Regions from separate parts of the Mus musculus genome. Here region 2 is linked to region 1. The links are chromatin loops, found by intact Hi-C in ENCODE. Cell type or tissue: left cerebral cortex. All regions are shown on one strand. Links, peaks and the distances in the headings refer to the core of each region. The heading gives the core; the rest is flanking DNA.

What was found. Peaks named below come from ENCODE experiments on the same cell type or tissue, not always from the same donor. Only the 100,000 strongest peaks of a DNase experiment are listed, where the experiment ranks them.
Region 2: it touches region 1 in a loop (10-fold over the local background); 30 of 42 quality-filtered maps call a loop at or near these places.

Annotation. Positions count from the first base shown.
Region 1 is chr17:29,262,896-29,274,077 of GRCm38, reverse strand. BC004004 (cDNA sequence BC004004) reads right to left here and starts at 5,290. Exons shown (of 9, transcript NM_030561.3): 1 at 5,076-5,290. Ppil1 (peptidylprolyl isomerase (cyclophilin)-like 1) reads left to right here and starts at 10,107. Exons shown (of 4, transcript NM_026845.4): 1 at 10,107-10,206. The coding sequence starts at 10,151. In left cerebral cortex, for the core only: a CTCF peak has its summit at 5,322; DNase peaks (open chromatin) are centred at 4,589, 5,228 and 5,576; H3K4me3 peaks cover 2,047 bases; H3K27ac peaks cover 1,992 bases.
Region 2 is chr17:29,364,577-29,375,758 of GRCm38, reverse strand. It overlaps Fgd2 (FYVE, RhoGEF and PH domain containing 2), which reads right to left. Exons shown (of 16, transcript NM_013710.4): 3 at 10,768-10,848; 4 at 10,149-10,297; 5 at 8,632-8,788; 6 at 8,350-8,488; 7 at 7,780-7,838; 8 at 7,429-7,575; 9 at 6,422-6,514; 10 at 2,462-2,541; 11 at 2,345-2,375; 12 at 1,656-1,748; 13 at 781-912. Among named protein-coding and RNA genes, the nearest start is that of Fgd2, 9.3 kb to the right of the region's middle. In left cerebral cortex, for the core only: CTCF peaks have their summits at 3,262 (motif pointing left), 4,351 and 4,551 (motif pointing right); DNase peaks (open chromatin) are centred at 4,233 and 4,554.

The DNA.
Region 1 (11,182 bases), core at 1,686-9,685:
TCTGGCTCTCACTGGTCACCAATTGCTGTCCTGGTGCCAAGTCCAAAGAGCGTTTTTCAGTGACCGCTTTATGTGACCTCTGCGCGGCACCCGCCGTCAGCACCCATTTCTCCCTCAGTCCTTCAGCCTGGCATACCTGTCTTGCTCTCTCTCACACCAGAGATAACTATGTAGCAGTTGTCTTGATTTTCCCATTCCTTCCATAGCTTCCACTACAACGCTGAGTGATCCCCAAATCTTCTTCAGCCCACAATTCTTTTTTTTTTGTATGAAAGAGAATTTATTTTATTTATTTTTTTAATTAGGTATTTTCCTCGTTTACATTTTCTTTTTTTTTTTTTTTTAAATTTTATTTATTTTATTATTATATGTAAGTACACTGTAGCTGTCTTCAGACACACCAGAAGAGGGAGTCAGATCTTGTTACGGATGGTTGTGAGCCACCATGTGGTTGCTGGGATTCGAACTCTGGACCTTCGGAAGAGCAGTCGGGTGCTCTTACCCACTGAGCCATCTCACCAGCCCCTCGTTTACATTTTCAATGCTATCCCAAAGGTCCCCCATACCCACCCCCCCAACCACAATTCTTTATAGAGCTCAAGAGCCAACCTCTTATTTACCCACGGGGCTGACCTGATTCCCCACTGAGGAAGGCGCGTGTAGTTGAACCTGTCATCCTGTCAGCTCAGCCTCCTCCCCACCCTCTTCAAATGTTTACTTTCTTCTGTGTACGTGCACACATGTGGTGGTTGACTGTGTCCTAGATGTTGGTCCCAGGGATCAAACTCAGGTCATTACACTCGACGGTAAATTCTTTCACCTGCTGAGCTATCCCTTAGACCCTCCCTCCCTTTCTGTCTGTCTTTCCTTTTTAATGAAGACACCAGTCCTCTTGAGTTTAAATGGAAACTCTCCTTTCTGCCTCATTCCTGCCCATGAAATCACCACTGAATGATATAGGTATGACGTCTGGAACCCCAACACTCAGCAGCAGGGCCAGGAAGATCTCTGCAAGTCTGAGGCCAGTTTTGTCTGCACAGTGAATTCCAAGCCAATCTGGGCCATAAGACAGAGATTATTATTAAGAAGAAGGAGAAGGAGAATAAATAATTAAAAAAATTTCTACCGTGGACTATCACAAAGATAACGGTCATCTCTGTGTTTCCAGTTTTTATCTTCAGCTTAACCTTTTTCTTATTCACAGGTGGTTTTTATATGTATTTGTTTATTTATCCCCAGGCCGGCTTGGAACCCACTCTGTAGACCAGGCTGGCCTCGAACTCAGAAGTCCGCCTGCCTCTGCCTCCCGAGTGCTGGGATTAAAGGCGTGCACCACCACGCCCGGCTGACAGTGGTTTTCTAAACAGTGGGTCAGGTTTACACACCTTTCAAGATGCCCTACGTCTTTCTGGGGTACAATTTAGCACGGTTGCTAAGGACACAGGAGCTAGAGCTGGAGAAATCTGGATTCACCTAGTTTCCTCTATTTATTGATACACTCCTTAAATCTTAGAATTTTTTCACTTATGAAAAAGGGATAAGGGGCTGGTGAGATGGCTCAGTAGTTAAGAGCGCCGACTGCTCTTCTGAAGGTGCAGAGTTCAAATCCAAGCAACCACATGGTGGCTCACAACCATCCCTAACGAAATCTGATGCCCTCTTCTGGAGTGTCTGAAGACAGCTACAGTGTACTTACATAAAATAAATAAATAAATAAATAAATCTTTAAAAAAAAGGGGGGGATAATAAACCAGATGTGGGGAACACATCTGTAATTTCAGCACTCAACTAGAGTCAGAATTAGAGTCAGGAGGATTAGGAGTTCAGCTACATAGCAAGTGTGAGGTTAGCCTGGAGCCTCAAACATGAGACCCTGTATCCAAAAAAAGAGAGGTGATAGTGGTGAATAATTATAGCTACTGCAATTGAGGATTACACAATGGCACATGCAAAATTTGTTCTAATATCCAAGTAAATGAAACACTTACTGATAACTGCTATAAGATGAAGTCTAACCCATACCACAGCCTACTTGGCCTAGTTGCCACCTCTTTGGTCTGTCCTGTTTTTCCACTAAGCCGTCCTCACCGTCTCTATTACCATGCTAGTTCACAGGCATCTTCCTAAAAAGCCTGTCTTCCATCTCCTCCCAATCTACACTGTGAGTTCTTCAAAGCAGACTAATGGAGAAAATAGACTGCAGAGACGCCTCAGAGATTAAGAGCACTTACTAATACTTCAGAGGCCCTGGGTTCGGTTCTCAGTGCCCACACCACAACTCACAACTGTGTAAGTCCTACCCCTACGTTTCAGGAGACCTGAACCCTCTTCTGGCCTCTTATTATATATGTGGTGCATACACTCACTCAGAATATTAATATTAACAACAACAACAACTTGGGGCTAGAGAGATAGTTCAGTAGTTAAAAGCATTGCCTATTTTTCCAGAGGATCCTGGTTCAATTCCCAGTAACTACAGTTCCCAGTAACTCAAAACTGTCTGTAACTCCAGCGCCAATGCACATATTAACTTTTAAAAAGTTTTTTTAAAAATAGAGAAAATGAGAGCACACAAAAAAAAAAATCAAAGAACCCAATGAAGGAACAAATCCAAAGAAAGGACCCGCTGAACACTGTCTCCAAACCATGTCTCGTGGTTCCCCGAGTGCCCTTCCTCCTGATACACATCAGCCTGGTGTCGCTTTAGTGAGCAGCAGGCCTGGAAGCAAGCACCTTCACCTTTTCTGAATGTCAGAGAATAGGCAGGGAGGACAGACATTTAAACTGGGTCACAGAAAAATGATCCAAGGCAGAGAACTGGAGAATGGAGAAAATGCAGGCTGCAGGAGGGCTCCCTGACCACGGGCGGTTACTGCTATTTCAGGACCTGAGTTTGGCTCTTTCTGGTATAAAAGTTGGGATGTGTGAACACTCAGCCCAAACTGCAAGGCAGCAAAGGTGAACTTTCCACACAAACATGCCCACCTGTGTATACATATACTATACATGTACATGTATAGCTGGGGTCTCGGGATGGTTTGGTTTTAAGAAACTATTCCATGTAGTCTATTTCCCAAGTGCTGGGATTAAAGGCAGTCGTCAGCATGCCTGACTTAAGTTGTAATCTGCATTGCTTCCCTTCAGTAGGGGGACCTGAGCAGTGCCTGGCGCATACCAGTCCAGCGCTCTGCCACTGAGCCAACCCCCATTCCCCGTGTGTTCTTAAGAGAGAAACTGAAACAAGTCAACTTTGAGTTAACCAAATGGGAGAGAGGTCCATAAAAAGTTCCACACTGGGAACTACCCAGTGAACAAGGGAAAGACTTTGACTCTGAAGATGTAGGCGTAATCTCTACTACCAAGAGTGCGATGACTACAGAACATTCGATACCAAAGTGATACAGGCTTTCAGATCATAAAATGTGTGGGGTTGTAAGCTGTGTGTGCCTTGTTATGTGTTACTTCATACTGTGTGAAACAGCAGTTTTCAGGTTGTACCTTGCCCGAGGTGACTCCATTCTATAAAAGCAGCGTTTGGCTCTATTTTAAGTGGGAATGCAGAAGCAGGAAGACCACACCACGCCTCACTGTGCATAGGGTTCCACCACCTGTTAGCGTCTCTCACGCAGAACGGACTGACAACCACTTACTTCTAAAAGTTAATAAACAGAGTTTTCCACCTATAGGCCTATCGAGGCTGCCAGATGAGGTGACACACGCCTTTAATCCCAACACTTGGGAGGCAGAGGAGGGCTGGAGACCAGCCTGGTTTACAGAGTGAGTTCCAGGCTAGCCAGGGAGGAAAACCAAACCAAACCAACCAACCAACCAACCATAACTTATCAAAATAAATTAGAACTCTATGAACACATAAGGGTACTGAATTCACACCAGGAGATCCATTATCAAATACACTAAATAAAACCAACTTATCATATGCCCTAGAAAGTGGCAAAAATCGATCACCTTCACTTGAGCCCCATGAACACTTCTAAAGCTATAATGACAAGAGCCCCCATTGCCCGTGTAACCACGAGTGTGTTCATTAAAGGCTGACAGCAGAGAACTCCTACCAATCTCTGGAGCTCAAGATCCTCCCCTTCCTGCCACTGTTGATGTGGCCACCTGTGTGTCCTTCTGGACCATCTTCCAGTTCATTCCCAAGCTCACCTCAATGGTGAAGTCTAGCTCCGGGCCTCCCTCAGCTCCAAAGCCTTCATACCTTATCATGAATACTTGTCTTTCTCTTTACATCTGTCTTCTGCTTCATGTAAGGCCTCTTAGAACTCCTGTGGCCTCTTTACCCCTTACACAGCTATTCAATAGCCTACATAGACATATAATTACTGTGGGATGTGTAGTCTCCGGTGAGAGTTAATATCACCAGTGAAGACTGGAATGATATATTCTATTTTCGGTGATGGCCAGCTGTCAAGGGAAATCTCGAAATCTTGGCAAAATTGCAGCCAACGAAACCCAGTTTGTGAATCTGTACTTCCATTGTGAAAGACATTGTGCCTGGCACTGTGAAAAGACAAACGTGTCCCTTTATGTTTCTGACATAGCATACTCACGACACATGGCTTGCAAGGTTTAAGTCTTAAAATGCAAGGAAACACTAGGCAGCTTATTTTTCTCGTACTGGCAGGCGATTGACTGCAAACGGGTCAGTGTGCCATGCCACGTTCTGAGACGCCAAGTTTATCACATTAAGTCCACATTAAAATAAATAAAATTAAATTAAGTACTTCCTCCTTAACATTTGGGCTAAGATGTCTAAGAAGGGGCCATTCAGGGGTGACGCTAAGGCATCTGTGACAGGTTGGCAAGCGGGGTCAGGGCTTTCGGACACGGCCGCCACGTCTGCGAACCAAGTTCGAGCAGTGTCGGACCCCGTCACCCTCCCCGCGGAGCCTCGGGAAAGATGTCAGAGGGGATCTGCCCCGGGGAGCGGTCGGGGGTGCTGTCAGTCAGCAGAACGCGGACGGGAGCGGCGAGGAGGGCGGCGCGAGGCAGCGGCGGCCGCGGAGGGCGGCCGGCCTCCCCCCTCCCGGCCTCGGGCCCCAGTCACTCACATGCGGGCCCGCGCCCTCTCGGGCTCCTCCCGCCTCGGGGACAGCAGCCGCCGGGCGAGGAGGGTGGGCCAACAACTTCCTGCTTCCGGCAGCGCGACCCGGAAGTGGTTCTCGCGCCGCCGGCCAGGGCTGGAACACAAAGGAAAAGCTCCTTGCGCCCCAGGTTCCGAAACAGATCTGGCGAGGTCGCGGGGCGCGGGGCGCGGGGCAAATCTCGCGGTATCTGAAAAGCTTGTGCTCTTGCTCCCCCTGACGTCCAGATGGCACTACTGCGCCTTCTCAGTCGTAGAAGTCTCAAAATATTAATAACAACAATAATAATAATAATAAAAAAATTTTTTTAGGGGTCCGGACTCATTGACTCAATTCATTCCCATTTACACTTGGCTCACTCGTTTGTATCTATTGACTGCTGGTTCTGTGGTAAGCATCACTAAGCACTGTACTCTTAGGAAACTGCTTCAAGAATTATATATTGTAACATGAACATTCTCACAACACCTGACCATGAACCAGCCAAACAGGTTTATGGAGCTGGTTAACTGACTGCAGGTTTCTCTCACAAATAGGGAGTGGCAGTCAGCAACTGTTTGTATATGTGTGTGTGTGTGTGTGTGTGTGTGTGTGTGTAGTATGTGTACGCTTCTCCATGCACATAAGTGTCTTCAGAGGCACCGGATCCCATGGAACTGGACTTACAGACAACTGTGAGCAGAATGATATAGATTCTGGGAACTGAACTCAAATTCTTTGGGAAAACAGCTTTCTGAACAGCCAAGCCATCTCTCAAGCCTCTATATCAGAACCTTTAACTGATTTCTACCCGGGGACCTGAAACAAAATGCTGGGCTCAGCCCTGATGCTATAACTCAAAAGCCATGGTGACTGTGAGATGGGGTCAGATGAACCAGAGCAAAGACTCCAGGCCACCAGGCCACTCTACGCTCTCCCCATACAGGCACAAATAAGTCTCCTTTCCTGACACCCACTACTACCTGTACCCTCAGCTGACATACTAAGCCTGCCAGAACTGACTTTGTTTTTAACCCCTTAAAATGACAGTTACACAGGCTAGAGAAAGGGCTCCGGAGTTACAAGCACCTGCTGCTCCAGAAAAAGACCAGAGTTCACTTTCCAGCACCCACACAATGGCTTAGAACTGTCTGTAGCTGCCGGGCAGAGTGAGTTCCAGGACAGGCAGGGCTATACAGAGAAACCCTGTCTCGAAAAACCAAATAAACAAAAAAACAAAAAAACTAAAAAGGAGAATATATGGAGCCTAAATTCATCTATGGTGGCCTTGGAAATTCTCAAAGTCCCCTTTTCAGAACCTCACCGAGTGAGAGAACTGGGGTTAGCAGAGTTCCCATCACTTGAAGCTGCAAGGCAAAGAGAGACAGGTGAGACTGCACTGAAGAGGTACAGTTCTGTTTCCCTAAGGACACCAGCTTTACAGAGAACAGTGACGATCAGAGTGGCAGCCTCCTTAGATGACAGGCTGGAAGAGAACAGAGAATGTCTTTAAGAATTTAGGGCTAGCCTTGCAGTGGTAGCGCAAGCCTTTTATCCCAGCACTCGGGAGGCAGAGGCAGGCAGATTTCTGAGTTCAAGGCCAGCCTGGTCTACAGAGTGAGCTCCAGGACAGCCAGGGCTACACAGCGAAACCCTGTCTTGAAAAACCAAAAAAAAAAAAAAAAAAAAAAAAAAAAGGTGTTTCACAGACTGGGCTGCTTTGGGGAGTTTCTTTCCAAGGCATCTCTAGCTGTTCTCTTGAACAGGGCTGGAGGGGGGAAGGGCTGGAGAGATGGCTCAGCAGTTAAGAGCACTGCCTGCTCTTCCTGAGGTCCTGAGTTCAATTTATGGTGGCTCACAACCATCTGTAATGGGATCCATTGCCATCTTCTGGTGTGTCTGAAGAGAGCAATAGTGTACTCATGTACATATAAAAAACAAAAACAAAAACAAAAACAAACAAACAAACAAACAAAAAACCTTTTAAAAAATCTGGGGGATTAAACCTTATTGATGATGTCTCCCAAGAAGAGACATTTACTGTTCCGAGCTAGGAACAGAGTGTAGATGAATCTATTCTACCTTCTGTGGCAGCATCACTCGGTAAACATTAACTGGGATTTGCCCAGAAAAAGAAAAGCAAAGAAACCAAGACCACACATAGCCAAGCAGTGGTCAGGGACACTCACCTATGATGCTTTGGGTGGACTCAGGAATGAGCCCCCATGATGTCAGAGGTAACACAGTGACAGAGACCTAGAGCCCCATGTCACCTTCAACTGTCTGTTAGTCTTTTAGGGACCTTGACTCAGGAGTCATGAATTGGATATAGCAGAGGTTTTCAGGCCTAACTAATTAAAAGCTGAGTTGGAGATTTTTATAAGGCTTTTTTTTTTTTAAAAAGGACTTATTTATTTCATGTATGTGAGTACACTGTCACTGTCTTCAGACACATCAGAAGAGGGCATCAGATCCCATTACAGATGGTTGTGAGCCACCATGTGGTTGCTGGGAATTAAACTCAGGTCCTCTGGAAGAGCAGTCTGTGCTCTTAACTGCGGAGTCATCTCTCCAGCCCTATAAAGATATTCTTAATGACATAAACCATGAAGATTAAGGGAGAAAGAGAACAGGAAGACAGACAGAGTTAAGTCTCTCTAGGTGTCGCTAGGGAGAGAGGTTGAAGGGAAGCCTGAAGAGCAAGCCATGCCCAAGAAGGAGGGAGAAGAAGGGAAGGAAGGGGTGAAGCGGGCAAAGCGAGGGAGGAGGAGGAAGGGACAGGAATGTCTAACTATGGGGTAGCCTAATCACATGGCCCCTAAGATCTCTGGGGAGAAGCCCCCTGAAGGCCTACTGGTGAGTGAGGAGTAAAGGCTCACACCGCTCACTCACCCTCACAAACACAGAGAAGGCTGACAGGCCGCCTCACAGTGCAGTGTCAAATATGGGTCAGAAATGGTGCTGAGCTGAGGGTCGGATTCGACACTGGATTATTTTTAAGTTGACGTTGGCCTGCCTTAATATAACATAATTGTAGAACACATCGAAAATGCCAAAACATTACAAAACTTAAAAAAAAAAAATTAAAAAGTACTCCCCAGCCGGGCGTGGTGGCGCATGCCTTTAGTCCCAGCACTTGCGAGGCAGAGGCTGGCGGATTTCTGAGTTCGAGGTCAGCCTGGTCTACAAAGTGAGTTCCAGGACAGCCAGGGCTACACAGAGAAACCCTGTCTCGAAAACCAAAAAAAAAAAAAAAAAAAAAAAAAAAAAAAAAAAAAAAGTACCCCTAAAAAAGATAAGATAAAATCTATAATTTTAGGCTGTGGAAGTTAGCTGCTTTTGATGGTTTAGTGTGTGCTTCTGACATGCTGGGCAACTAAGCTCTCACTGAGCTAGAGCCCCTGCCGCTTCTCTTCTCTGTGTATATGTGTGTCTCTCTGTGTGTGTGTGTGTATTTGTGTGTCTTATGAGAAGTTTTTTTCTTCTGCTGTATGGGTCCCAGGTTGAATTCAGGTCTTCAGGTTTGGAAGCAGGTAACTTTACCCTCTGAGCCACCTTTCCGGTCCAAGAGACTGTTTTTAAAAATAATTTTCCTTAATCATGAAAAATGTCATTCTTAGGGATGGAGAAATGGTTCAGGTGCTCTGTTCCTAACCTCCATATGCCAGCTAGAGCCTGCATGTAATTCCAGTTCTGGGGGATCTGACACACTCTTCTGGCCTCTGTGGGCTCCTGTGTGCCCATACAAACCCAGATACACACACACACACACACACACAAAATAAATAAAAAATTAAAGTCTTTTTTATTTATCTGATCTTTAATGGGAGAGCCTCCCCAGAGTGTTCACCCACAGCTCTGTTGGCCTGTAAGTAAGTACCTTGCACACTACGGTTCAGATTGCTTCTCTTTAATATGCATTGCTCAATTTTCTGAAGAGCCGTAGGTTGTTAAGAGTAAGCATTTGCTCAATTTTTGCTTTGCTGTGCAGGAAGTGGGTGGGTGGGAGGGTAGATGCATCTTAGAACTCAGGAAGTCTTGTAAATATTTTCCTACTTCTTTGTTGTTAATTATGGGATGTTCAATATAAAATATACATTTCCCTCGTGGCTCACTGAACTTGGAGAGAGCTATTTGGGCTAGACTGGATGGCTAGCCAGCTCCCTGGATTCTTCCCCATGGTCTCTGCTTTCCCGGTTGCTGAGGCCGCAAGTGCATATCTACCTGGCATTTGCATGGGTCCTAGGGACCTAAATTCAAGTACTTTACCCACTAAGCCCTGTTAGGCAAGCCGTCTACTAACTGGCCTGCATTTCCAGCTCCAAGGATACCTCTCTGAGTAGTCCTAGCTATCCTGAAACTCGCTCTGTAGAAGAGACCTTGTACAGGCCTTGAACTCTGAGATCCCCCTGCCTCTGCCGCTCCAGCGCTGGGGGCGTGCACCACTATCTCCTGGGACAGTCATTTTAAGCTTTGTCTCTCTTCCCAGCCTTTTCCTCTTTCCACATGCTCTTTGCTTTTGGAGTCTGTGGGATCAGATTTGCCATGTGGCACTTAACGGCGGAGTCTCAGTTTTCTCCGCTGAAAAACGGGACTCCTGTCATCCACAGGATTGCTTTAAGGAATAGACGCTGGGCGTGGTGGTGCACGCCTTAAATCCCAGCACTCGGCAGACAGAAGCAGGCAGATCTTTTTGAGTTCAAAGCCAGCCAGGGGCATCACCCAAGTCTGGGAACTAGGAAATTCTCCAGCCCTCCAATCAGAGTGAAGAAGGTTGTTCCCGCCTTCCGCGCCAAAACAGACCAATCACTGTTCCGGAGCGTGGCGCGAATCGCCCCTGGAGAATCTTGCACTTGTCTGAGTTCCTGCACTGAGCATTTCGACTTGCAACCCTCTTCCCAGCCTAGAAAGAAGGATCCTTCGTCATTCTTGTCCCAGCGCCCTAAATCCTGTCAAGCAAACGGGCGGATCGGCGGGAACCGGAAGTGTGTGCCCAGGGGCGGGTCCCGGGTTAACTCCGCCGGAAGTAGTGATTGCTAGCGGGGGGGATACCTTCGCTCAGCATGGCGGCGATTCCCCCAGACACCTGGCAGCCGCCCAACGTCTACCTGGAGACTAGGTGAGGGTTGGAGGTGGGGGAGGAATTGGTGGAGGGGACGCGGGTTCGTGCCGCAGTGGCCGGCCTGACTCGCAGGTTGCCCGCACGCACAGAGCTGCGGCCGGGAGTACCTGTAAGTTCTGAAGGGACCTCAGGGGAGCCCCTCCAACATCCCGGAGACCTCGACGATTTCTATCTGCTGTCCTTTCCCCACGACGTTTATTAGTTCATTTACCTATATCCACCTTCCATCTTCATTCATTCATTCACTCACTCACTCATTTTTTTTCTCAACAAGTGTGTGTTGATCACACAAGCCATGCGCGTAGGACCTGGATTTTTGAAAACACAAATCTGGATTATGGTGAAGGAGACAGATGTGTAAACATCACGGGACAAGTAGAGTTGTCTGAACAAATTTCTTTGGAAGTAGAAGAAAATTTATTTTCTCCAAAATCCAAGAGTGATCTTTGAGCTGGGGATGCCCGAGGCCCCAAGCTCGGGCTACAGCACCATATATACTCGGTGTGGTTGCACAAGCCTGTAATCCTAGCACTCTGGAGGTGGAAGCAGGAGGATCAGAAGTCCAGGGGCTGGGCTGGGCTGGATAGAATAGACTGCTTACCTAACATTCTATTATATTTATATTAATATATAAAATTAAGCCACCTCCTAGTGCCTTGCCTCCCTTGTGTGTGATTGCGCTCAGTTTACTATTGCTAGCAGCTCCTGTCCCGAAGGCTTTGTATCACACACACCCCTCCAGTTTTAGCAGAGAAATGGTGCATTTTATAGATTTACCTGCAACCTGGTTTTCATACTGATTGAAGGGAACCCTGCTTGGAGCCTGGTCTGCCCTGTCTACTGACTTGAGCCCCATTTTGTCTGCCCTTGGCTCCTGAGTGTAGACATTAGGAAGGCACGCACCACTGCTCTCGCTCCCAGTTCTACAGAGTGCTCACATTGCTGGACCTCCTGAACCTGGGCCATACAGATT
Region 2 (11,182 bases), core at 1,032-9,031, 100 kb before region 1:
ATGACTAAATACTTTTTTTCTTTTCATCAACCTTATTTGTTTTTCTGAGGCAGGGTTTCATGTAACCGTGTTCCAGGCTACACTATGTAGTCCAGGGTGACCCAGAACTCACTGTGTAGCCCAGGCTGACTCAGAACTCACTATGTAGCCCAGTCTGGCTTGGAGCTTCTGATCCTACCTCCTCCTTCCATGTGCTGAGATTACACACACGCACCAGTACATTTGGTTGGAGCTGTTGTTGTTTTTTGTTGTTGTTGTTGTTGTTGGTTTTTTGTTTGTTTGTTTGTTTGTTTTTTGAGACAGGGTTTCTCTGTGTAGCCCTGGCTGTCTTGGAACTCACTCTGTAGACCAGGCTGGCCTCGAACTCAGAAATCCGCCTGCCTCTGCCTCCCGAGTGCTGGGATTAAAGGTGTGCGCCACCACGCCCAGTTGTTTTTTTAAGCATTTGGTGTTTGAGAGCATGCACAAGAGAGCACACACATGCACAAGAGATGCTCATCCAGGGATAGAGAACCTCTCAGCTCTGGGCAGGTGAATGGGCAGGTCACTGAAGGAGGCTCCAGCAGGCCAGTTCCCTTCCCCAGACCCACCTCCCCATCCCTGAAGCAGGAAGCTTCACACTGCATCACAGGTGGGAAGTGCAGGGATGGTGGACACACCCAGGCCAGAGAGCCGGCCAGGATGGGGATGCAGCTTGAGCCTGGTGGTGGAGGTAGGAAGGTCCTGAGCAGAGGCAGGCCCTGGGTTCCCCAGTCTCTGCATGTCTACATCTGTACTCACATAGCCGCAAGCCCGGCAGTGGTGGCGCCGACGAGTCAGGGCATTGAAGGGCTCCTGGCAGCGCATGCACATGGTCACCATCTTGTCCCGGACCCACTGAGGCGCTCGGAGACCCAGCTCCTCTACCTGTGGCTGAGGGAGGGGAGCAGCTGGCTGGGTGGGCGCTTCAAGGCATCCTGTACCCCTTGGAGGTCCCCCAGCCTCCACTTGAGGTCGCTTACTGGCTAATATTCTTATTGTAGAGGTAAGGAAACAGGCCTGGGGGTGGGGTGTCACACAGAGCGTCACCCAGAAAGCCAAGTTCAGAGCTGAGATCTGAAAGCCCACCTTCAACTCTCCCTGCTTCTCTGGTCTGTTCAGATCCACTGGTCAAGCCTGGCTACTCAGGGGTCCTTCCTGGTCTTCACGCAGCTCTTCTCAAGGCTCCAATGGCAGGAATTTTTGCTTTGTTTGTTTTTGAAACTGTCTCACTATGTAGCTAAGGCTGACCTGGAACTCAACATGTAGACCAGGCTGGCCTAGAACTCACTATATAGACCAGGCTGGCCTCCAACTCACAGAGCTGGGATTATAGGCCTGATGCCATGCTTAGCTAAAGGCATTTTTTTTTTTTACTTCTACTTTTGAAGATTCTTTTTGAGTTAGGGTCTCATGTGGCCACGGTTTGCTTTGAACTCACTAAATATTAGAGAGTAATCTTGAACTTCTGATCCAACACAAGACACATACCGCTAACTAGGGAACTCTGGCCCTGGGTGACCTGAGGGTTCTGTTGGGTGGAAAGGCTTACTTAGGTCCTTCAGGTAATGTCAGTCCTGGTTGGGGGACACTTTTTGTTCCTGAAACTCAGTCTTGGGTGCAGACGGTCCTATTACCTTGGGCTCCTGCGTGTCCCCCTGAGGTCCCTGGACAGCAGCCTTGAAGGTCTCACTCCGCTTCTCAACCTGGTCAATGGCTGCCTGGCAGGCCTGAATGGAGGTGGGGTTTGGGGTGGTGAGGGGCGGTGCCCAAGGCATCTTAGCCACACCCAATACATTGGCTAAATGTGGCCTGGAGTAGGCCCAGACTCTACATGAAGGGAAGCTATCAGCTCCAGGTTATACATGCCAAACCAAGTCCTAAAGACAAAGAGTTGCAGGCTGGAGAGATGGCTCAGCAGTTAAGAGCACTGACTGCTCTTCCAGAGGTCCTGAGTTCAATTCCCAGCAAACACATGGTGGCTCACAACCATCCATAATGAGATCTGATGCCCTCTTCTGTTGTGTCTGAAGATAGCACCAGTATACATAAAATAAATAAATAAATCTTTGAAAGAAAGAAAGAGAGAGAGAGAGAGAAAGAGAGAGGGAGGGAGAGAGAGAGAGAGAGAGAGAGAGTAGCTCCAGTGGACATAGCAGGATTTGAAGTCAGAAGTCAGGGCTGGCTTCAAACTCTACAGAAAGATGAAGCAACCAGGCACACACATAGATATTGAGATTCTCTCTCTCTCTCTCTCTCTCTCTCTCTCTCTCTCTCCCCTTCCTCTCAAGTAGTCTAGGCTCAGACTCCCCTGGAGTGTCCATACCTGCATCCAGGAAACCATTTCATCTCGGGACCTGCTCGGAAGGAAAGCGAACCCAATGCTGAGGACGGTACCAGCCGGTTGGTTCATCTGCTGGTGTCCCCCAGTCCCAGCACCTACCGGGCCTGCAGCTCCAGTGTGCGCTGCTTTCCGGACACCAGGAAGGAGTGTGGGAACTCAGCATCGGTCAGCTCCCGCACCTGCCGATGGAGGAAGGAGCCATCAGACCCACACCCCAGCACTGAGGGCAGGAGCAACCCTTCCCCAGCCGGCTCTGCACAAATGGGACTGAAGGTTTTGTAACTATGTCAGCAGCACCGACAATGACCCGTTGTGGAGTGGAGGAACGGTTCTGAACAGTCACCAGAAATAGAAGCTGGACCTCGACATAACTTGAGTCTATGAAAACTTTTGGGGTTATTTTCGTAGCTTAAATGTTTCCATAATAAAAAGTCATTCTCACAGGAGTCCTGGGAAGTGGGTCTCATCCTTAGTTACATGGCGCTGGATCTGGAAGCTGAGAACAGGCTTAAGACCTGCCTAAGGTCACACAGCTTTTAAGGGGCAAAATGAGGCACCTAGCATTGGGTTTCTGCCATCAAGAGTGAGGTTGGATGCTGGACAGTGGTGGCGCATGCCTTTAATCCCAACACTTGGGAGGCAGAGGCAGGTGGATTTCTTAGTTCGAGACCAGCCTAGTCTATAGAGTGAGTTCCCGGACAGCCAGGGCTACACAGAGAAACCCTGTCTCGGGGGAAAAAAAAAAGAGTGAGGTTGGGGGCTGGAGAGATGGCTCAGTGGTTAAGAGCACTGACTGCTCTTCCAGAGGTCCTGAGTTTAATTCCCAGCAACCACATGGTAGCTCACAACCATCTGTAATGGGATCTGATGCCCTCTTCTGGTGAGTCTGAAGACAGCTGCAGTCTGCTCATATAAATAAATGAGCCTTAAAAAAATAAAAGGACTGAGGCTGGAGACTGTGCTGTATGCACAGACTCACATCAGGGAGGGCTGGGTGTGGTCTGGACCCTGTATCCTGCTGGATGTGGGGAGCCTGGGTGACGTGGAGCAGAGCCGCCACTTTGCAGCTCAGGCCTGTGAGACCTGCTGCGAAGGACAGATGCCCTGAGAATAGAGGGGCGGGCGCTGAGGGGGCAGCGTGGGAGACCTGGATGAACTGTTACCATTCCTGTCAGAGGAAGGATCGGGAAAGGCAAGTGGAGGCCTAAAGCTTGCAGGAGTCCAGGCAGGAAGGGCTGGAAAGCTATGAGAGGAGAGGGGAAGCCCAGGGAGTTCTGGGTCTGAGTCAAGATGCCTTGGGATTGGAGCCTCCAGGTTTGTGTGTTCTTTCTTTATTTCTTTCCTTCCTTCCTTCTTTCCTTCTCTCTCTCTCCTCCCCCCTCCTTCTCTCTCTCTCTCTCTCTCTCTCTCTCTCTCTCTCTCTCTCTCTCTCTTTCTTCTTATTTTTTCTGGTCCCGCTCCCACTCGCTCTGGCCATATTTATTTCGTATATGTGGGTACGCTGTCACTGCCTTCAGACACAGCAGAAGACAGCATCAGATGCCCATTACAGATGGTTGTGAGCCACCATGTGATTGCTGGGAATTGAACTCAGGACCTCTAGAAGAGCAATCGGTGCTCTTAACTGCTGAGCCATCTCTTTAGCCCCTGAGCCTCCAGGTTTTAGCTTCCCGCTGGGCTGGCTTAACCACACTCTGGAGGTCTGGCTCAGTTCAGGGTCTTTCTATCCCACACAGTTCTTTGGGCTCATCAACAAAGGACCCCCTGCCTGCTTCAGAAGGCTCTCCTGATCTCCTGATATCTGTGGCCAACTGGCACATCTCCAGATCTTGTCAGAATGAGATGTTTGACTGCCACCTGCTGGCCAGCTTTCACTGTAAATCTGCAATCTATGACATATCACAGTTGGCTACTGATGGCACCTCTGGGATAAGGTATCCTTGTGCAGGGTACAACCTGTTGGGTTCTATGTGAGGTTCCTGGATGGCACGCCTGTGTAACCTCTCCTTCTTTTTAGGCTGGGAAACACAAGGGCCAGCTCAGACCAGGTCATACATAGGCCATAGGCCGGTAGAACAGCTAAGGTGGTTCAAGCCCCTCTGTCCCTCAAGCCTGACTCAAAAAGTGGTTTCCATTTGTTGTAGACAGCTCTTCACCCACCATGTCCAGCAATGTCCAGCAGAGGGTGCTATGGGGCTGCTAGCCAGTGAGACAGACTTGCCAAACGGTGGCAGCCAAGAGCAGGCATACAGGGAATTAGTGGCTTTCTCACATGGTCGCAGCTGGCGTTAACCTCACCATGTAGCCAAGGATGGTCTGGAATTCCTGACCCTCCTGCCACCACTTGCCAAGGGCTGAGATTACAGATGGGTGCCACCACTCCTGGGCTACTGGGTACTGGGGCTCTGATCCAGGCTCAGTGAATGCTAAGCAAACCTTTTACCAAAGGAGCTACATTACAAACCCAGGTTTGTTTTGTCTTTTGTTTTGTTTTTTTGTTTTTGTCTGTGTTTGTATGTGTGTGTATGGTGTGTGTGTGTGTGGTGTGTGTGTGTGTGTGTGGTGTGTGTGTGTGTGTATGTGTTATTTTTGAGATGGTCTCTCTGTGTATTCCAGGCCAGCTCGGAATTCACTACAATCCAGACTGTCCTGAATTTGCAGTAATCCTCCTGCCTCAGCCTCTTAAGTGCTGGGATTGCAGGCTGTGAATCTCCTTTGGGTTCTGTGTCTTTTGTCCTTCATCCTCCTCCTCCTCCTCCTTCTGTGACAGAGTTGCACTCTGTGGCCCTGGCTAGCCTGTAACTTGCTATATAGACCCGTCTAGCCTGAAACTCAGTGTGTAGACCAGTTCTAGATTCAAGCTCACAGAGGTCCACCTAACTCTGCCTCCTAAGTACTGAAATTAAACTCGTGCACCGTCACATCCAGCCTTGGTTGGCTGATCTCTGCTATGTTCCTCCAATGTCTTCTTCTCACCCCTAATCAGGTCACCCTCCTCCCTCAAACTTGCTCACTACCCTCCTCCCTCAGACTTGCTCACTAAGGGCCTCTCTCTACCTCCTCCCTCAGACTTGCTCATAAGGGCCCCTATCAGATACACCTGCCTACTCTCCAGCCTCTGGGACTCTCTGGCCATCTCAGGATGGAGGCTAGAAGCCTCAAGTAGGGGCTGCACACGTGAAAGACTCCAGCTAACTCATGTGAGACACTATGAACCCTCAGGTGGTGTTCCCACTCTGGAGATCTTCACGGGGTGCAGACTGGGGTTAGATCCTGGGCTTCAGCCATTGTACCTCTGAGCTTTTGCCTCTGACTTGGGTACTCTTGCCAGGGTCTTCTGCCACCTGGCTTCCAGGGTTCTCAGGGCTGGGATTGATTACAGATTTGCCCTGATCCCACCCAGTTTGTGCAGGGCTGACGATGGAATCCAGGAATGCATGCAAGCTAGGCAAGCACATTAGCAACTGAGCGGCATCCACAGCCCTACAACTGTCCTTGGAGAGCAAAAAGATGCTTAATCCAGGGATGACAACGCCCGACATCATAGAGATGTGGGAGACCGCAGGGCTGGGCCCACTCATTTGAGCTCCACTCTAGCTGAAGATACATCCAGCCAGGGGCTGGGCCAACCTTGCTCTCCAGTCCTGTTCACATATGAGCATGTGGGCAGGAGTACCAGGCAGCGTCCCTTGGGGTCGTCTAGAAACGCAGAACTCCAGGGATGGGTTAAGGCTGGACAGAGTGTTTGCTAACTATCTCAGGCAGTGGGTCCATCCCCAGCAACATTGTAGAGGAACCCTCATGGAAGAGCTCCCGACTCCTCAACTCCCCCTCTTCCACTCCGCTCATCCCACCCCTGGCTGCTAGACCCACCTGGACCTGCAGGCTCAGAACACTGGCCACACATTACCACAGTGGTGCAAACAGCAAAGGAAATACTGTGAGGCTGTCAGAGGAGTGAACCGCACCCCGTCCCCCAAGGAAGCCATATCATCCTTACAAGGACCTGCTCTGCCCACTGCTGTCACCCACCCTGAGGCCCCCTTGCGGACAGCTCACCTTCATGCCGGCCACATCGATGCGAGTCCGCACCTGGAACTGGGCACCCACTTGGAGGACTCGGGGTACACAATACAGAAGCATGTTGTTGAACTGGAAGGACATGAGGTGGTATGGGCAGCAGCTCTGGGTCCTTCCTGTGACCTACTCACTACCCCTCCCCCACGCTTCTGGCTACATTCTAGGCTGGTGATCTGGGTTGGGGGTGAGGTTGTGACTGTCTAGCACAGTCCCCCACCCCACCCCCACCCCCACACTGCACTGACGGGGCTCTAAAAGTCCCTCTGCTGTGAGCAGCGGGGGAACAAAGCAGTCGGAGGAGCCTATGGGCTGACAGGAGGAATACACCTCAAGATAGCCACACTGTAGCTAAACTCCACCCCCACAGTTACCTGGCACCATCCAGGTATGCTCCGCCCCACAGTTACCTGGCAACAGCCGGGCAGGCCTGGCCCACTATAAAAGGGGCTGCTTAGCCCCTCCTCTCTCTTACTTGATCTTCCCGCTTGCTTCTCTCTTGCCCCCTTGGGCTCTTCCCTTCCCTATTCCCTTCCCCCATGGCCATGGCCGGCCTCTACTTTTCTACTCTCCCTCTCTCTTCCTTTCTCTGCCTCTATTACTCTCTTAACTCCCCTCCCCAAGCCCTGAATAAACTCTATTCTATACTATACAGTTGTCTGGCTGGTCCCTCAGTGGGAAGGAATGCCTTGGCATGGACCCGCTGAGGCACCACCTTCCTCGACACCTCTCCATACCCCCATAGAACATATTCTTATCTCTCTATCTTTTTATAATCACAATAGCCTGATTTCAGAAGATTCTGCTTTCCCAGGGTCAGCCCAGCAGATCTTCTGGGCAGCTAACTTAATTCCCTCCTGCTGCGCTGTCTTTTAGAGTACACACAGGCAGCACAGGCTTTAAAGCCAACCTGAGCCCCGACTGATTTCTGCTTCCCTGGGGCACACCTGGCTGCAAAGCTGGCCGCTCCACCACCCAGCAGCCCCTACCAAAACCAGGTAGCGTTCCATTGGGTCGCTGCGGCGGAAAGAGATCTTGAGAACAGGGCCCTCTCGGAGCAGGGTGTTGGAGGGGTCCACGATGTCATCCTCCAAGCCCAGGCGCTGGTACACATCCCACAGGCCCTGCAGCCGCTCCTGGAGATGGGGCACACCTTCAGCCTAGACTGGGCAGGGTCCCAGCTTCTTGATAATGTGCCTAAGGGGATGGGATGAGGGAGCCAAAGGCCAGGGGGTAGATGGGTGGGGCAGGTACCCTGGGCAGGATCAGTGGATACAAGGACCAAGAGACAGGGTGTGTCCGGGAATGCCCCATGCCCATTCCCAGGACAGGATGCTCACCATCTCTGCAATGGCTGCATTGGAGTGCTGTGCAGCTGAGAAGATCATGTCCAGTGCTCCTAGAAAGAGAGCAGAGCCCCAGTCATTCCTGGAGACCTGCAGCCTGGGGCTCGGGCTCCACAATAGGACCTGGGGGCAGGGGGACCTGCTATAACTCCCACTGGGCACATCCCTGCCTATGCAGTCCAGCATAGTGAGTGTCTAGAAGGCGGAAGCCACCCAGGATGGGGACACTGAGGCCACTGGGAAACTGTGTGATTAGATTTATGATTTCAGCGATTTACGACTTCTCTTCATTCCCAGAGCAAAGCCAGATCCAGAGGGTATGCTCTACAGGTGTAGGTTCAAATCCTAGCTCTGCTTTTCTCTGGACTGTGTGACCATGGGCAAGTCACTTAACCTCTCTGGGCTTTGCTCTCCTGTCTCATCTGTGGCTGTGGTGTGGATACCATGGATAAAGGACCAATTGATCATCATCAATCAATCAATCTTCAATCAGGTTATCAGAACCATTTTAGGAGGTCCTCAGGCCAGCCCTCCCCGGCTCCCTGGGCCCCAGGGTGTCCTCACTCTGGGCATCTTCGAGGTCTGGGGCCTGGGCTGGCAGCTTCTGCACATATTCCTTGAGCAGCAGTTCGTACCGCGGGATTCTTTGCACAGGCTCCAACATGTGGTGCTGCAGGGTCAGGCTGCTGGAGGCCTCGCTGCACTTGGGGAGCAGGGAGCAAGGGGCGGAAGCGTGAGCGCAGAGAAAACGGGGTGCCAGGCCTGGGGATGTCCAAACCGCTTGGGGAGAGGGAAATGAGGCAGGTTGCCAGGTGGCTGTGCAGGCTCCTCCCCCATGCCCCTCACCTGGATGCGGGTGACCACCTCCTGGAAGGGCTGAGACTTGTCCATCCACGTGGCCAGCAGTTCCGCGGCCCGCTCAAAGTTCTTCACGTACTCGCTGTACATTTTCAGAAACGGGGCCAGCTTCTGGATCACATCCCCAATGCGGGGCGTGGCTGCCCTAAGTGGGGAGGGGATGCAGTCAGCCTGGATCCACACTCTCCGTGCTCCCAGGCTCCCAACAGCCCTTCCAGTACCCTTGGGGCAGATGTAAGAGAGCAGTGCCCTGAGGATCTGCCTCCTCTTTAAACTCTGAGTCTCTAGTCCCTGGCTAGCCGCCCTGTGAGGCCTATGAAGGCCTGGCTGGCCAGACTGCAGAAGGCACTGCGTGTAGCTGATGGTATGGGTTGCACGAAAGTTCTGCCCAGGACGGCTGCCTGTTTTCGCACTCATTATTGTACCCATATGTCCTTGTGGAAGCTTCTCTGAGTCTTGGTTTTCTCCTCAGAAAAGATGGGTATGGTGTTAGGTGATCTTACAGGCCGGTTCCCCTTTACCCCCCACCCCCTGCTTCTTCTTTTTTTTTTTTTAGGTTTATTTATTATTGTAGCTAAGTACACTGTAGCTATCTTCAGGCGCACCAGAAGAGGGCGTCAGATCTCATTTCAGATGGTTGTGAGCCACCATGTGGTTGCTGGGAATTGAACTCAGGACCTTCGGAAGGGTAGTCAGTGCTCTTAACCGCTAAGCCATCTCTCCATCCCCCACCTTGCTTCTTTATGTTTGAGACAGGCCTGTTTGTAGCCCTGACAGACTGTTCCAGGTCTATGTAGACCAGACTGGTCTCCACCTCACTCTATCTCTCATTTTTAAAGTTTATTTTACTTATTACCATTACGTATGAGTGTGCATGTGTGTGTGCGCACTCGTGTGTGTGTGTGTGTGTGTGTGTGTGTGTGTGTGTGTGTGTGTTGGGGATGCTTGTAGTATAGCACACACATAGAGGTCAGAGGACAGTTTTGGGAGCCGGTTCTCCTCTTTCACTGTGAGTCCCAGCAATTAAAGCCGGGTCTGTGGGCTTGTTCAACAGATCTTTACTGATTGAGTTGTCTCCCCAGCCCTCCATCCCGTCTCTCTTTAGATTTATTTGTGTGTATCAGTGTTTTGCCTGCACATATGTATGTATGCATGTATGTATGTATGTATGTGCTCATGTGCATGCCTGGTGTCTACCGGGGCCACAAGAAGGCTATTGGAGCTACACTGGTTGTGAGCCAACATGTGGGTGCTGGGATCAGGGCTTCTCATGTAACAGTGACATGGACATTGCACCGCTGGCTAGGAAACCAGCCTGTTAACAGATGCCAAGATCAAGGCCAGGGACCCAGTCAGTACCATGACTCCCCTGACCTCTTAAGTCACAGGGCTTAGGATGGCCCCATCTTCCTCAGCTGTGCGAGGAGACAGCCACGGTCAGAATTAAACTCAAGCACACAGGCCTCCCAGGCCCCTCAGCCTGGGTCCGTGACTTGGGACCTCACCAGTCATCCACGCGCCGCTGCAGCTCGGGAAGGAAGAACTGGGCGTGGAAACGATAGATGGAGGAGATGTTGGAGAAAATGAGCTTCACCACGTCCTCAGGGAAGGCCTTGCTGCGGCCTGCCTCCCTCAGCAGCTCCTGGAAGAACACCTGCACAGGAAACCCGCACCTGCTCACGCCCTACTCAAAGAGGAAGTCACCACCCGCTAGCCAGCCCTGCAGCCCCAGGGGGACAGCACAACCCCAGCAGTCAGGCCTGCATCCTTGCCACACAGCTGAGAGAGATGGCCAGGAAAGACTGGATTCAGGCCACCTTACAGATGGGAGACAAGCCAGGACTCCCTAGGGCTTGGCCAAGGGAAGAGGGAACAGCCCCATATGTGTCTTCCTAGGCCTTGGGTGTTCCTTGGCTGAAGTAAAGGGCATCTAGTGAGGACAATCAAACGAGGCTGCCATGTATGAGGCTGGCCAGGACCGAAGACAATGCATGAGGTGCTAAAGGGCTCAGTTCTGATGCTTTCCCAAAGCCACCCAACGATGTCAGTGGGTTGAGTTAATGCCAAGTCCTGGGCTGGCATCGGTACTTGTGATATGATGGGTTTTGAGGGGTCCCCACTGGCCTGGTCAAGCAGGTGCAGGCGAGCCACATAGGCCTGCTCCGTCTCCAGAAGCTCTCGCACGACCCTCTTCTCCTCAGGTTCCTACAGGGGTAGAAGAGAAGGGTGGACAACTTGGCTTGCCACTCCTCAGAAGACAACGTTGCTCTGTCTAATAAGCAAACCCTCTGGCATTCCCGTTTTCCTGGTATACCAGGTCTGGCACTGGACCAGCTTTCATAGTACAGCCTAGAAAGGTGCCCTGCTCCAGGGCTGAGTCTTCAGGTTAAATGGTCTCCACCTGGGCTTTCGTGGGAACAGGGAGTCAAGGGGCTACTGTGAAAGACACCTGGCTGCCTGGCGGGGAGCCTCCTCTAGGAGGCCACACACACAAAGGGGAAGACACATAGAGAAGGGTCTAGCATCCCAGCTGAGCCAT